Regions from separate parts of the Mus musculus genome. Here region 1 is linked to region 2. A link is a contact called in ENCODE POLR2A ChIA-PET data. All regions are on one chromosome and are shown on one strand. The core of a region is the stretch at or near the end of the contact, and the rest is flanking DNA. Distances in the headings are between cores, read along the strand shown. Region 1 overlaps Pnpo (pyridoxine 5'-phosphate oxidase). Region 2 overlaps Copz2 (coatomer protein complex, subunit zeta 2).

Region 1 (6,706 bases), core at 458-2,957, 76 kb before region 2:
TAGGACCTCTGTATAATCCTCTTCATGAGCCAGGCCCTGAGTTCATCCCCAGAGGCTGTCTCCAGGAGATGCCAGGGTCTTGTCAAACTAGCAGAAAAGGATGATGTCCCTAGGAGAGAAGAGCAGGGGATGATGGGAAACGGACCTCCTCTCTCTGGCTCTCCTCTTGACCAGTGCCGTGGGGGTGGGGGGGGTCTACTTCCCTCACCTCTGTCCCCAACACCTGGCCTGGCTCCTGCCCCAGAGCCTAGGTTTGTAAGTCCTTAAGTGCATCATTTCCTGTGCCCGGCTCTTCCTCTGTCTTCTTCTTTAAATAGTACCTGAGAAAGAAAAATGAGGAACTGGGGCAGCTCTACCAGGACCAAGAGGTACCCAAGCCAGAATACTGGTAAGCGATACCTATGCTTGCAGGCCATTCAGAAAGGGACCCTGGGGCCCTGTCTGTGAAATCATGGATAGCCTTCTCTGAGAAGCCCTCAGCTGCATCCCAGGAACGTCTTGCAAAAGAGCTTGGGATGAGAGAGAGGTGGGAGCAGTAAACCTCTGCTTCTTCCCGCAGGGGTGGCTACATCCTGTACCCCCAAGTGATGGAGTTTTGGCAAGGCCAAACCAACCGCCTCCATGACCGTATTGTCTTCCGCCGAGGCCTGGCAACAGGAGACTCCCCTTTGGGACCCATGACCCACCACGGGGAGGAAGACTGGGTGTATGAGAGACTTGCACCTTAACACTGGACCCAAGAATGTTGGGGAATCACCAGGGGGCAGAGAGTGGGGAAAAGCAGTTATGGGAATAAGGGAATGGAAGCCCGGTCTACCTTCTCTGTGTGTGGCGCTGGGTTTAAACCTTGCTCAGGCTCGGCAACTCTGTACCACTGAGTGAGAGTCCCAGCATTTCTCTCTCTTTACCTTTTATTTTAAGACTAAGTTGCTGGCCCCTGAGCTGTTTGGAGAAGTGCCTGATTGGCTCCAGGAGCTGCCGTGGGGGGCCCTGTCTCTGCTTCCCCTAGGTTAGCCCTGAACTCACTGTGTTTATATCCCAGGCAAGCGTTGGCCTTGAGTTCCTCTTGCCTCAGTCCCTGGAGTAGTTGATTCTTGGCTTGTGCCACCAGGCCCAGCTCCAGTTCTTGTTTTTAAGCTAAGCCATTTCCTTTCTTAGCCCTTCTACCTACGTCTCTCCGGGACTCACCCTCCAAGTTCTCTGAACTCCGAATCAGTTAGTGGCTGGAACAAAGTGCCGTAGGGTTGTAGAGAATCACAAATAGCAAAGGATCTCCTAAGTGTTCCCTTGACTTTGCTCCTGGGTTTGGGGGAAGCCTGGCTTGGGAGCTGTTTCCAGTAATAAATTAATCAGGCTGCAGATAGACAAAAGGCTTCCCAGCCATGGAAAGGAGCCAGCCCAGGCCATGTTTGCTGTGACTCAGACAAATCATTATATGTTCTGGTTGGCCTTGAACTTATCACCCTGGACACACTTGCCTTGTTTTGACTTTGTGGCTGTGTGCTTCAGCCTCTGTCACTAACAAAGGCTCCTCCCGAGGCAACCTTGTCCTGTGTTGATCCCCCACTTCAGCCTGGGTCCAGGAAGGACATTGACCCTGTGGCCATCGGCCAGGTACCTTTACCTACCTCACCCCTTTTGCTGATGTGCCATGGACTGTGACTTTATTAGTATAAGCCGATGAGTTGTTGAGAAGTGTTATACCCCATGGCTGTTAGGGGGTTGTGTGTGCTCCCTCCCCCGGGCTTTAGTGTGATCCCAACTGTCAGTGCCAGTGCACAAGGGTGTAATAAAAACTTGTCAGCCGTGTGTGATATTAATGTTTAACTTGATTCCATTTTGTCTGCCCCAGTGAGGCACCTCAGCAGACAGGACAGTTAGGGAATGGATTTACAGGACTTTTCTGCTTGGGTCCAGCAGGGGGAGCCCAGTGGCTAGGGTTGGCCTTTACTGGGCAGTGGAGGCCAGTATCGGGCAGCCTCCCTGCCTCCCCCTTTCTCTGCTTGGGTTGCTTCCCAGTGAAACTGTGGTTGATAACCAGAGCCTCTCCCGTCTCCTGCACATATTTACCCTCTCGGTTCTTCCTCCTAGCGGCTCCTGAAAGTGTGCAGCTGCCTTGCTTGGGACTCCCTGGGGCAGCTCAATCTCTCTAGCCATCCAGGCCTCCAGTTTTGGGGGGACATGCACTGTCTCCCTGAAAGATTCCTGTAGAGATCTTTCTGGGACTGTGGTGGTACATGTAAAAAGCTTAGAGACCAGGGAGCCCATGAAAGGAAGTGTCTGGGCTACAGCTCAGCAGTAGAGTAAGATGGAAGTCAAGTGGTATGGATCACGCCTGTAATCCCAACACTTGGAAGGCAGGATTGGGACGATTGTAGTGAGTTTGAGGTCAGCCTGGGCTACATAGTGAGTTCCAAGCCAGCCTGGGCTGCAGTGTGAGCTCCTGTCTCAAAAAAATCAAAGAACAAATGAATCTGTGCCCAGTATCTATCTTCACTCCCTACCTGGGGTTAAGTAATCTTGGGATGGGCTTTTGTGAAAGGGACCCACAGTGTGGGTCCTAGAGGACACCCAGCCCCTGGGCTAACCAGTTGGCTTTCTCCCATTGGTTCCAGAGCCTGCACATTCCCCTTGGTGACTGTCACCTCCCAGTAGCCTACAACATAAACAATTTCCTGTCTCATCCCAGTCCCATTCTACAGAAGATAACTGATTGTTCCTGCCCATGCCACACCAACAGACCACAAGAGACATTCAAGAATAGAAGGTGCTGGGGTGGGCAGGGCAGGGCATTGTGGTTTATACAGACAGATGAGCTAAACAGAGTTAGCCAAGCGCCTGATATGTCTGACCCTGGCAGACCAGAAGAGAAGATGGCGCTGTCAGCAGTACCTGCCTCAGTGATGGGGGCTGGGGGACTAGAAAGTCTCTCTGTTAGAAATAGTGTATGTGGTATGGTAGCTAACAGCAAGGCTGTAAGATTGAGGGATGCCTCAACTCCTTTGGGGAGACTTTATGAACGGAATGACTAGTGAGATCTAGAAAGTTCTGGGGAGAAGGAAGGGATGAAAAGGCCGAGGTAAAGGCAGGGCGCTGAGCCTACTTTCTCTTCAGCCCCTGCTCTGCCTCCCTTATCCCCTGAGTTCCCCTGGCCTGGGTGAGGCACTTAACAAAGGTCTCCTTGTGTAGGTGTGTTTGTTTTGGCAATAAACTTCCTCAGCAACAGCTCCCTAGGGTGGGGTGTCCCAGCACACTCTGAGGAGCTGACCCAAAGGCTGCTGGACCACAGCAGAGTAGCCACCTTGCTCTTTCCCTGGTCCCAACATGAGCTCTAAAGATTTGGATGACTGAGGGTTTTTTTGGTTTGGTTTGGTTTGGTTTGGTTTTCTTTCCAGTTCTCAGGTCCTGTGGCTTAAGCAAGAAGGAGATTTAACATTACAGGGTGAGAACTCTTCCCTGGTCCTTAAACTAAAGCACTCGTGATGGGGGCATCCTGTAAGAAAAGGTCTACAGCCCCGAGGAGCTCTGGGCGTGTTTCTTGAGGTAGGGCCTTGCTGTATAACCCAGGCCAACCTTTGAACCTGCAATCCTGTCTCACTCAGCAAAGAGCCGAGGTTCCAGGGATTTGCTCTCAGACCTGACTTCAGAGACATCTCTCTTTGAAACGTTACCAAACTCATCAAGGTGGCACCAGAATTTAAATCGTGGTCCCAAACTGAACCACTGAGAATGTTGGAGACTTTGGGTCTGTGACCAAAGGTCTGCCCCAACTCTTAGAGCCCCCCTTGGCCTCTCTGTTGTCCAGGGGTCATCTTTCGCCTTCCTTTCTCCCTTGCCGTTAGAAGCCTTGTTTGATGATGGCGTTACTGACACAGCCCAACACTGTCACACGTAGGGGCTCCTTCCTGAAGTTTGAAGGGCCCAAAGGTCCACTTCACTCGTGGGAACCATCTACCTGCATTCGTGTGAGGCAAGTGTATAAATAAGACCGTGGTTTCTGCAGCCTTGTTTATTCCTAAGTAAAACCTACTTTTCCAACAAAATCCAAGGCTCCAGGATTCACTCCTGGTGCTCATCTGTCTTAAATACTATCAGGGAAGGAGTCGGGAGAAACCCGCATCCACTCCTCCAGTTTGGACCCTTGGGCCGGTCAGGGAGGCCTCTCTTTGGGGTTATGTAATTCAGCACCCACACAAGTGGTGGTCAAGGTCAGGAGTATTTCTGGGCTAGCCTTCAGTAGCACCCCGGGGAGTACGCGTGTCCCTTGCCCCTCCACTCCTGGGAGCAAAGTTCCAGGAAGTTTACTCCTTGAATTAAGAGGCGATCTCAAGCTTAAGAACTCCGCCTCTGGCACCAAGGAAACCACGGTCACGTGACTTCCGGAAACATTGCTCTCCCTGGATTGGCCCAGGCAACAGTCACACGGTAGAGAAAGTAGAGGATGCAGCGAATCAAATTCACCCTTCTCCCTGTTGCCTGGGGAGAGGGTGGAGTCCGTCCTGCTCTCTGTCTATTCTCTGCTGTGCCACCTCCCTGTGAGGCAAGCCACTGTGTCAAGGACAGCAGCACTTCTAGGTCACAGTTTTCACGCTGGACCAGAGTATGTGATCATAGGAGGAGGAGGCTCTTCGTAAAGCTGGGGCACATAAATACAAACCTAAGAACCGGGTGTTCCTGCCAGCAGGGATCAACCGCCAAGTGGCTGTGACCAAAGAGGCCAGCGTGGCAAGCTCCTGCCTCGGACCCCACCAGTGGCAGGGAGCAGGGCAGCGCTATGGTTCTCTTCGGCCGCTTTCATTGTCCTTTGTTCTCTCTGTCATCAAAGAGGTTGGGGTTCTCTGCCAACATGGCCCGAACTTTTTTCTTCTCTTTGAAGCGGCCTGAGTTGGAGACCTTGACATGCTTGCCTTTAGTGTTCTTATCCACAATCTTTTCCAGACGGCTGTTAAAGTCGCTGTGAGGGTCTCCTGCGTCAGGTCCTGGGGGCTCTGCACCTCCCTCTGTTTGGGCGTAGGTGTCCGGGATTTCGTAGAGCACTTTGGGAGTGGATTTTTTTTTCCGGAGGAAGGTCAGCTTCCACCAACCAACTTCAGTCATGGCGGTCCCTAAACCCAGGCAGAGCTTTCTGCTGGACCAAATGGAAGACACAAAGTCAGTGGGTGAAACTGGGCCAGCCCTATCTAGGCTCCTTCATAGAGACAGAGGCAAGTGCACTGGTTAACGCCTATAATCCCAGCCCAGTGGCTGAGCTGGGAGGGCTGTGAATTGGAGGCCAGCCTGGGCTACATAGTGAGGGCCTGTCTACAAACAAACAAAAAAGAAAAGAAAGTATTGAAGGTAGGACTGAAGGGCTGGAAAAAGAGCCCCCAAAGCAGCCATTAACAGGAAAGACACGACACGGAACCAGGCAGAGGGACAGTGAGACAACCCTACTCCATTGCCTTACAAAGCTGCAGAGAGCGAGCTTTGAGGTCCTTCCTTCCAAGCTGTAAACTAGGGAAACCCCTACCTAACCACACATATCCTGGTCTTTGCCACCATGACCAAGTCCTTCCCACCACTGCCCAGTGTTGGCAGACCGTTGACAGGTCACACCAGCAGAAGCACATGACAGAATGAAATAGAGTTTGTGATAGTTCCAGCCACTTGTCACTCCCAGCAGTGATGAGGAGAGGGCTGCTGCTGTCTAGGGCTGGATAATCTTGGGCTCTTGATGTCTAGCCAGGTTACATCTCTAGGCCTCAGTTTGTTTATCCATCCCACGCAACCCTGACATTCAGCCTTAACAGCTACTGCCCGTCTACACGGGTAGGACCTGCTTTACAGAGTAAAACTCAGGAGGTGGAATAATGGTTAGCACCCTGTTCTACCCCCACCAAGCGGCCGTGGGACAAGTGCTTGAAGGAGAGTTAAAGATTTGCAAGGCAGTCAGGTGGAGCCTGTGAGATGCCATCCTCACGGATTGTACTGGACCCCTCTATAACGCATAAGATGGGACTGGGGGGTTGAAATCCAGACTTCTCTGCTCGTGAGCCATGTGTCCCGACATAGAGCCACCTCTACATAGGCCTCATCTTTTATTAATTTCCACAAAGGTTCTTATGAGCTACAGGAAGGCCTGGGAAAGAAGCCATTGCTAATGTCTGCAGCATGGAAGACAGGCAGAGGGGGCGGAAGCCTGGGGGGAAATTAATCTCTACAGAGGTTTGCAAAGGCAGCTCTGAGCCTGGAAATGTTGGCAGCCTGGTCTTATGAACCTAGGAATTCACCAGGATAATTCTGGGAAGGAGGTTGCAGAAGCCAGTCGACACTAGAAAGCTAGATGGCCACGCAGCCCAGACCTGCCTTTGTTACCATCTGTAAAAGCTGATGACAGAGCTTGTGAGGGAGCCGGCAGGTAAATGCACCTCCTACCAGGCCTGGCGACCTGGGTTCCATGTCTAGGGCCCACGTGGTGAAAGGGGGGGAACTGACTCTCTCAACTCCTCCCCTGACTTCCGCAAACGTACCCTGGCACCCACAAAATAATTTTAAAAAATATTTTATTGAGGCCAGGCATGGTGGGGCACACCTTTAATCTTATCACTAGGAAGGCAGAAGCAGGTGGATCTCTGAGTTCAAGACCAGCCTGGTCTACATAGTGAGTTCCAGACCAGCAGCCAAGATTATGAAGTGAGACTCTGTTTCAAACAAACAAGCGAAAAAC
Region 2 (7,460 bases), core at 2,590-5,089:
AGATCTACATGCCTCTGCCTCCTGGGTGCTGGGACTACAGACATGTGGCACCAAGCCTGCCCCCCCCCCAATGCTTTTTAAAAAGATTTATTTATTTATTTATTTATTTAGAGTGCATATTTGTATGCACCCCAGAAGAGGGCATTGGACCCCATTACAGATGGTTGTGAGTCACCATGTGGTTGCTGGGAATGAGTACTGAGCTATCTCTCCAGCTCCCTACTAGGGCCAAAAGAATTTTATTTTTTTATTTTTATTTTTTTGGTTTTTCAAGACAGGGTTTCTCTGTGTAGCCCTGGCTGTCCTGGAACTCACTCTGTAGACCAGGCTGGCCTCGAACTCAGAAATCCGCCTGCCTCTGCCTCCCCAGTGCTGGGATTAAAGGCATACGCCACCACCGCCCAGCAAGAATTTTAAAGTTAGTATTATGACCAATATATTTTTTTCCCCACCGAACAGCCTGTGCGGGGGGGGGGGGGCACGCTCACCTGCATGTCTAAGGTCTACCCCCTCACCACCAGTCTTGCCTCCTTAGGTTCTCATCTAAGATGAAGGAGAGATTGGAAACTAGAACAGGACCATTCAAGTGATGGGAGAATATAATTTGGCAACCACTTGTTCAACTTTTTTGTTGAAAATACTTACTAAAAAGAACACACAGCCTGGCATGGTGGTGCATGCCTTTAATCCCAGCACTTGGGAGGCAGAGGAAGGAGGATTTCTGAGTTCGAGGCCAGCCTGGTCTACAGAGTGAGTTCCAGGACAGCCAGGGATACACAGAGAAATCCTGTCTCAAAAAACCAAAAAAACCAAAACCAAAACAAAAAAACAGAAAAACCAAAACCAAAACAACAACAAAACCAAACACCCCCCACAAACCAACCACACACATCTTGTGCTTTAAACCTGAATTCCCATCATACTCAGAAGAAGGTTTGAATTTTTAAAAAAGACTTATTTATGTATGTATATGAGTGCTCTTTGAATGTGGCTGCATAACAGAAGAGGACATCGTATCCTGTTATATATCTATATATAGAATATATATATATGGTCGTGAGCCACCCCGTGATTGCTGGGAATTGAGCTCAGGACCTTCAGAAGAGCAGCCAGTTCTCTTAACAGCTGAGCCATCTCTCCAGCTTGAGAGCTGATTTTTAAAGCTGCGTATACCTGGACATATGCCTTAAATCTAATCCCTTCTATGGCCTCTCCACGCCAACCCCACTGCTGTCCCTAGTTCCTCTCTGTGCCTGGCTCATCGCAGACACCTAAATATGTGAATACACTGACCCAGGTTGGGAGGAAAGTGAAGCTGAGTTGTGCACAGCAAATTATTCCCCTCGCCAGGGTTCCCATTAAAGAGCTCTACTGTACTAAGAGCTCAGAACTAATTCCTCCCCATAATCTAATAACAGTTTCTGCTTTACTTATTTTGAGACAGGCGCTGTTTTGCTATGTAGTCCAGAATAGCATCAAATTCGTGGCTCTCTTCCTGTCTCAGCCTCCAGAAAGCACATCGCTTCACAGTGTGTTTCAAAGAGGTTGAGGGCAAAGAAACTCGGACCTTTGGGCAGGCTGCTCTGCCCATTTCTCTCTCCAGGCCTGGCTGGCTCTACCAATGTTTGAGGCCCTGAGAAGAGCACGGGTGTCGCCTCCCACTCCTCCTGACAGCCGACAATGATCCAGTCACAGGGAGCCATCCATCAGTGTCGGGGTGAGAACCAATCCCACATGCCCTGCCTTTCTTGCCAGCCAATTGGAGGAAAGCAGGAGGAGCGTGCCTCTGTGTGTGTGTGTGTGTGTGTGTGTGTGTGTGTGTGTGTGTGTGTGTGTGTGTGTGGTGTGTGTTGTGTCTGGCACGTCCCTGTAATAAGTTAACAAGTTCTTGAGTTTGTATTTCCTCCTGTGCCCTCGGGCTGGGTGAGCCCACATTCCTGAGGTCTTGATTTCTGATCCGGTTCTTACTCTGTTGCAGGGAAAAGAGTGGCCCTAAGGATCCTTTCCCGCACACTCTTCGAAGCTGCTGGGTGCGATGGGCAAGACAAGGAAGGATGCCAGGGGTGGGCAGACTCGGGAAGGCAAGCCCTGGCTCAGAACTGCGGACGCCCTTCCCGAAATCCCTCAGGCTCCGGCCAGTGGCCACGATGATGAGGCTCTCATCTCGGAAAAGCTGGTGCAGCGGCCAGGGCTCCGGGCTGTCAGCCAGGCCTGCTGTCTAGGCGGCTCCACCTGGATGCAGAAAGCGAGGGGGGCAGGGAGACGCAATAGCCAGAAGACTGGACCTGCAGACTTGGGGTCATCACCACTATGGGAGCTCAGCTCAACGCAACCCCCCAGTCGCTGCTTTGCTAATCCCTCCCTATGGGATCAGGGTAGTAGCCTTTAGCCATAGCAAGTCAAGGAACACTTTCTTGTTACCTTTAACCATCTGTAGCCTAGGCTGGTCTCAAACACAGTAAATAGTTAGAAAATGACTTTCAACTTCTGATTCTCCAGCCTCCACCTCTCAAGAGACGAGATTATAGGCTTGTGTGTTCCACACCCTGTGAGGACCAAGTGCGAGTAAGGAATTCAGATATTGTAGTATAATGAGGAGTTTTCTATCCCCTATCGAGCGGAAGCTGCGATATACTTGTATATTCGAAACTTTCAGGGTCTCGGTGTATCCCTTAATAGAATGTGGACAGTATCGTGTAGTTCAGAGAGTTGTGTGAGCCAGCCTTCCTGGAGCTCCTAGCTTCTGCCTGATGCTTCCCATTCCCGTCCTCGCACAACTGAAATTGCAGGACCAAGTCAGGTCAGGCCGGGTTGCCAGGAGGCAGTTTACTCCTCCGGGCCTTGGCTCCATCCATGGTGGAGCCAAGTGCTACGGGTGGCTGAATATTTGAGAAATAATCCAAAGAATGTCTTTTCCGTCACCACACTGGCCCCTGAACTGCACAATTTTATTGTGCCACCTTCCCCCTCTCTCAGGATTGCCTTTTTGCAACTCTGGGCTGTGTGCACAGCGACTCTAGAAAGACACTATAGTAAGCGTTTACAATGAGTAGATAATCATCCCCGTATCTTCGTAGAGTTCTCTAATTACAGACGTAGTCAAATTCAGTATAAATATCTGTTTTGTTTTGTTTTGTTTTGTTTTGTTTTGAGATAGTGTCTCACGCAACCTAGGCTGATCTCCCACACTCACGGCCTGGAAATGACAACCACCGGGACAGGCTTTTATTAAGATCCAAGGCTCACCACTATTTTTATTACGGCGGCTGCCAAAAAGCTCTGCGTTGGGAGAGAAGTCGCGGGAAGTCACGCGTGATGGTTGCCAGGGCAACGCACTGGCTCTGGTGTCAGAGATCAGTGAGAAACACCGGGAGGAGGGTCGGTTCCACCTCAGGGGCGGAGTTATCGAGGCCCAGGACCCTGAGGTGTGCCCGTAGTACCTCCAGGTGGCGCTCTAGGACCACGGATGTGGTGAGGGGGCGGAGCTTCCTGCTGCGCGATGCTCCTGTGAGAGGCGGGGCCGGGGCGGAGCGTGGGAGCCGCTGAAAACCTCCAGGGATCCAAGAAGATGACACCCCACGCTGCCAAAGAAGAGTCCGCGGCGTGGAGACGCCGAAAGCGTATGGGTCACAGGAAAAACCGAGAGAAAGTTCAGAGATTGGGACTAGGGTAGGAAGGGGGTTCGGGATGCTCAGAAAGTTTATTCATCTCCATCCTTGAGATGTGTCGCCGTGAATCTCCTTCCGTCTGTCGCCTCTCTAGACACCCCTGTCCGTCCCTCCCCCGACCCCCGTCCTTCGCCTCCTCGTAGGTACACGGATGCTCTACACACACGCGCAGTGGCCACCACTCGGTGCCTTCTCGCCCCCAGATAGAGACAGCAAATTATAGAGCTCTACTGCCCAGGATCTATGCCAAGATAAGAATTCCGCGGTCCCAGGCGCGCCAAGAAAAATAGCCAAACAGTTCCTGGGTTTGTCAGAGTAAGCCTGACTCCCTTCCTTTCTGGAGCCTAGAATGGAAAAAACGACTCAAGGAATCCCTAGCGGAGCCTCCCTGTGGGTACTGCACAGACAAAATGGAGAAGCCATCTTCACTCTCCTTTTCCTGGAAGAATATTATTCCTGTTACTATGACTCTTACCATGCCACACCGTCGTGTTTAACCGCTCAACTACTCATGCAACACCAGGGTATCAGTGTTGCACCCCTCGTGTTAAACACAACCCTTTCCCTTGACCCACTCTGACCTCATTCACAGGTGTAGTGTACACGCGCACGTACACCACACACACACACACACACACACACACACACACACACACTTCAAAGTCAAGAAAGGAGGTCTTTGGGGGGGAAAAATGTAAGTTTATTAAGGCCTAGGACTGAGGATGTCAGAGGTCCGAGGGGAGGCAACTTTGCTGGTTCCCATGGCCCCAAGGCCAGGTTAGGATGCTGAGTAGGGGTGAGGGAGCTGGGGTCAAGCTTTTGCGTCTCAGAATCCCTGGCAGGAGACCTCAGGGATCAGTTCTGAGAGAGGCCTGAGAAGGCAGAGTGGTCTCTCTTGCGTCTTGAGATCTTGGGGCTTACGCGGGGACTGGCAAAAGTTCTCTGGGGAAGGAGCCTTGATTCCAAGGTCTTCATTTCAATAGCGACCATTTAATCTGTTCCTTGGCTGACTGAAGAACCTGAAGTGAGAGTAGGAGGTTGGGAGAAATATTTGAGAATGTCAGTGATTGGAGGTCGACAAGGGCGCCTCTCCAGCCCTGGCCACTAGATGGCAGCAGCTTGCCTCTTCTTTAATGAGATGAGGTTTTGGAGGCTAGGGCAGGTCCAGAGGGCTGCAACCCAGCTGGCTGCCTCCCAAGCCTGTCCAACTGTGGGTGAGGCGGTAGCCCCTGCCTCCCCTAAGCCATATCAGGCCACAGTAATAGTGCCTCCTCACCGCGCCATCAGGCAGGCAGAGACTGGGCCCAGGCTCAACCACGCCTGTGCTCAGACACTTGACACCGTAATAAACTTGTGATGCTGGTTTTGATGGGGTGTGTTCTCAGCACCCCATCCCATTTGCTGATGTGACAAAGCTGTCAGGTGTGTGTATGTGTGTGTGCTCCTACTACCAAGAAAAAACATCTCAGTCCAGTGTGTGCCCGTATCTGTGCCAATGTGCACACGTGATGCCAACACATGAGGGGGGACTCGGGATACTCAGACTGTCTCTCTGGGCATAAAGCCTCCTCCAAAATGTCCACCCCGCACTGTGTATGTCCTCCTCTCTTGGAATCTCCCTCTTTGCTGGGGACAGTGAAGTTCTTGAATCTCTGCTAAGGAACCTCTCTCTCTCCACGTTTCATTTTGTGTCCCTATAACTTTTGTGTTTCTTTAAGATTTCCACTAATCCTCATGTGTGGTGCCTATAATTTCAGGCCCTGGGAATATGAGGCAGGAGAGATAAGGGCTTCAAGGCCAGCCTGGGCTACATAACAAGGCCCTACCAGTCTTTATTTGTTGCTTGCTCATTTAGAAAGAGAGGAATTGTTTCCTGAGGATGTACAACTTAATTTTCCAGGTTTGGCAGCATGGCCAATCATGTAATTAATATAACTCTACCAGGTAAATTCTATTCTAGAGCCCTAGAGGTGCTGAGTAACTTGCCATTCAGTTTTTGTTGGCAAAGTAAAAGCTTAGGATGACTCAAATGAATACTAGGGGGTGGGAGTAGCAGTAGTGGTTTGGTTTTGTTTTGGTTTTGGTTTTGGTTTTTCGAGACAGGGTTTCTCTGTGTAGCCTTGGCTGTCCTGGAACTCGCTCTGTAGCCCAGGCTGGCCTCGAACTTAGAAATTCACCTGCCTCTGCCTCTCGAGTGCTGGAATTAAAGTGTTCTACCACTGTCTGGCTTGTGTTTGGTTTTGAAACAGTCTCGTTCTTTGATGCCCCAGCCTCCAAACTGGAAGCGCTGCATCAGGAGCATGCACTGCCCCACCATGCGGTGAAGTGCCTGGAGCCACACCCAGGGCTTCGCCTCCCATTCCAGCTGTGTTCTCTCTCTCTCTCTCTCTCTCTCTCTCTCTCTCTCTCTCTCTCTCTCTCTCTCTCTCTTTTTCCCGAGACAGGGTTTCTGTGTAGCCCTGGCTGTCCTGGAACTCACTCTGTAGACCAGGCTGGCCTAGAACTCAGAAATCCGCCTGCCTCTGCCTCCCGAGTGCTGGGATTAAAGGCGTGCGCCACCCCGCCCGGCTTGTATTCTTCTCTTTTAACTTTGTATGTGCATAGGTGTTTTGTCTGTCTGTATGTCTGCTTACCACATGTGTGCCTGGTGCCTGCAGAAGACACCAGTATTCCCTAGAACTAGTGTTACAAATGGTTGTGAGCCACCATGTGTATGCTTGGAATTGAACCCGGGTCCTCTGCAAGAGCAGTGAGTGCTCGTAACCACTGAGCCATGCAGTTAGCCCTCCCCAGCTGTTCTTCTCTTCTCTGCTCATCAACACTCCCCTTATAGAATGTTTAATATGGGGCTGGAGAGGTGGCTCAGTGGTTAAGAGCACTGGCTGCTCTTCCAGAGGTCCTGAGTTCAATTCCCAGCAACCACATGGCGGCTCACAACCATCTGTAATAGGATCTGATGCTTCTGGTGTGTCTGAAGACAGCTTCAGTGTACTCATATAAATAAAATAAATGAATATTTTAAAAAAAATAATGTTTAATATGTATTTCATGTATTTACTTTTGTGTGTTTATGTGGAGGTCAGCAAACACTTTTAGGGGGTCAGCTCTCTTATCTCGGTCAGACTCAGCCCATCAGGCTCGGAGGCAGGTGCCTCTACTTGCTGAGACATCTCAATGGACCGCTTATTACTGTTGCTTTAAGACAAGCTCTCATGTAGATCACTCTGGCTTCAAACTTGTTATGACTTTGAACTATTAATCCTCCTGTACACCTCCCAAGTGCTGAGATTACAGGTGTGCATCACCATGCCCAGGTTGGTTTATTTTATGCTATTTGATTTTACATAAAGTCTCCTGCTACATCCCTGCCTACACAGAAACTCACAGTGTAGCTCAGGCTGCCCTTGAACCTGAAATCATGTGGCCTCAACCTCCCAAGTGCTGAGACTGAAGGCGTGAGCCACTACTCCTGGCTCTTCTCAATCTACTTCCACTCTGAAAGCCAGCACGCAGCCACATTCTTTTCCAGCAGAACATGAGGAAACATGGGGGGCCACAGGGCAGGTGGGGTGCTGAGGACAGCGTAGGGAAGTGGGTCTCACATCTGGTGTTCCCCACTGATGACAAAGGCCCATCTCTGCAGGGCTACCATGTTAGGACTAGCTTATGCCAGGGAAGAAAACTTCTTAGAAACGGAGTAAGTCTGACAGAGCATAGGAGGTCAAACCATTAGGCTTGACTGTCAGGAAGTCTGTGAAGCTGGGGAATCAATCTGCTAACAGTAACCAGGAC

What was found. ChIA-PET counts read pairs that join two places held with the same protein, here RNA polymerase II (POLR2A).
Region 1: POLR2A ChIA-PET joins it to region 2 with 10 read pairs in Patski. The contact joins two enhancer-like sites. POLR2A ChIA-PET finds 5 or more read pairs at or near these places in 2 of 5 experiments (Patski and embryonic stem cell).

Annotation. Positions count from the first base shown.
Region 1 is chr11:96,932,937-96,939,642 of GRCm38, reverse strand. Pnpo (pyridoxine 5'-phosphate oxidase) reads left to right here. Exons shown (of 7, transcript NM_134021.2): 6 at 318-388; 7 at 560-1,827. The coding sequence ends at 728. Prr15l (proline rich 15-like) reads right to left here. Exons shown (of 3, transcript NM_146026.2): 3 at 3,995-5,128. The coding sequence starts at 5,097. The coding sequence ends at 4,795. Among named protein-coding and RNA genes, the nearest start is that of Prr15l, 7.0 kb to the right of the region's middle. Within about 2 kb of position 1,707, at least 1 of the 3 ENCODE cell types and tissues checked has a DNase peak (open chromatin) inside an H3K27ac peak, as active enhancers do.
Region 2 is chr11:96,858,090-96,865,549 of GRCm38, reverse strand. Copz2 (coatomer protein complex, subunit zeta 2) reads right to left here. Exons shown (of 9, transcript NM_019877.2): 9 at 4,347-4,687. The coding sequence ends at 4,640. Gm11523 (a long non-coding RNA gene) reads left to right here. Exons shown (of 4, transcript XR_880183.2): 3 at 1,445-1,717; 4 at 1,979-3,108. Among named protein-coding and RNA genes, the nearest start is that of Mir152, 11 kb to the right of the region's middle. Within about 2 kb of position 3,839, at least 3 of the 3 ENCODE cell types and tissues checked have a DNase peak (open chromatin) inside an H3K27ac peak, as active enhancers do.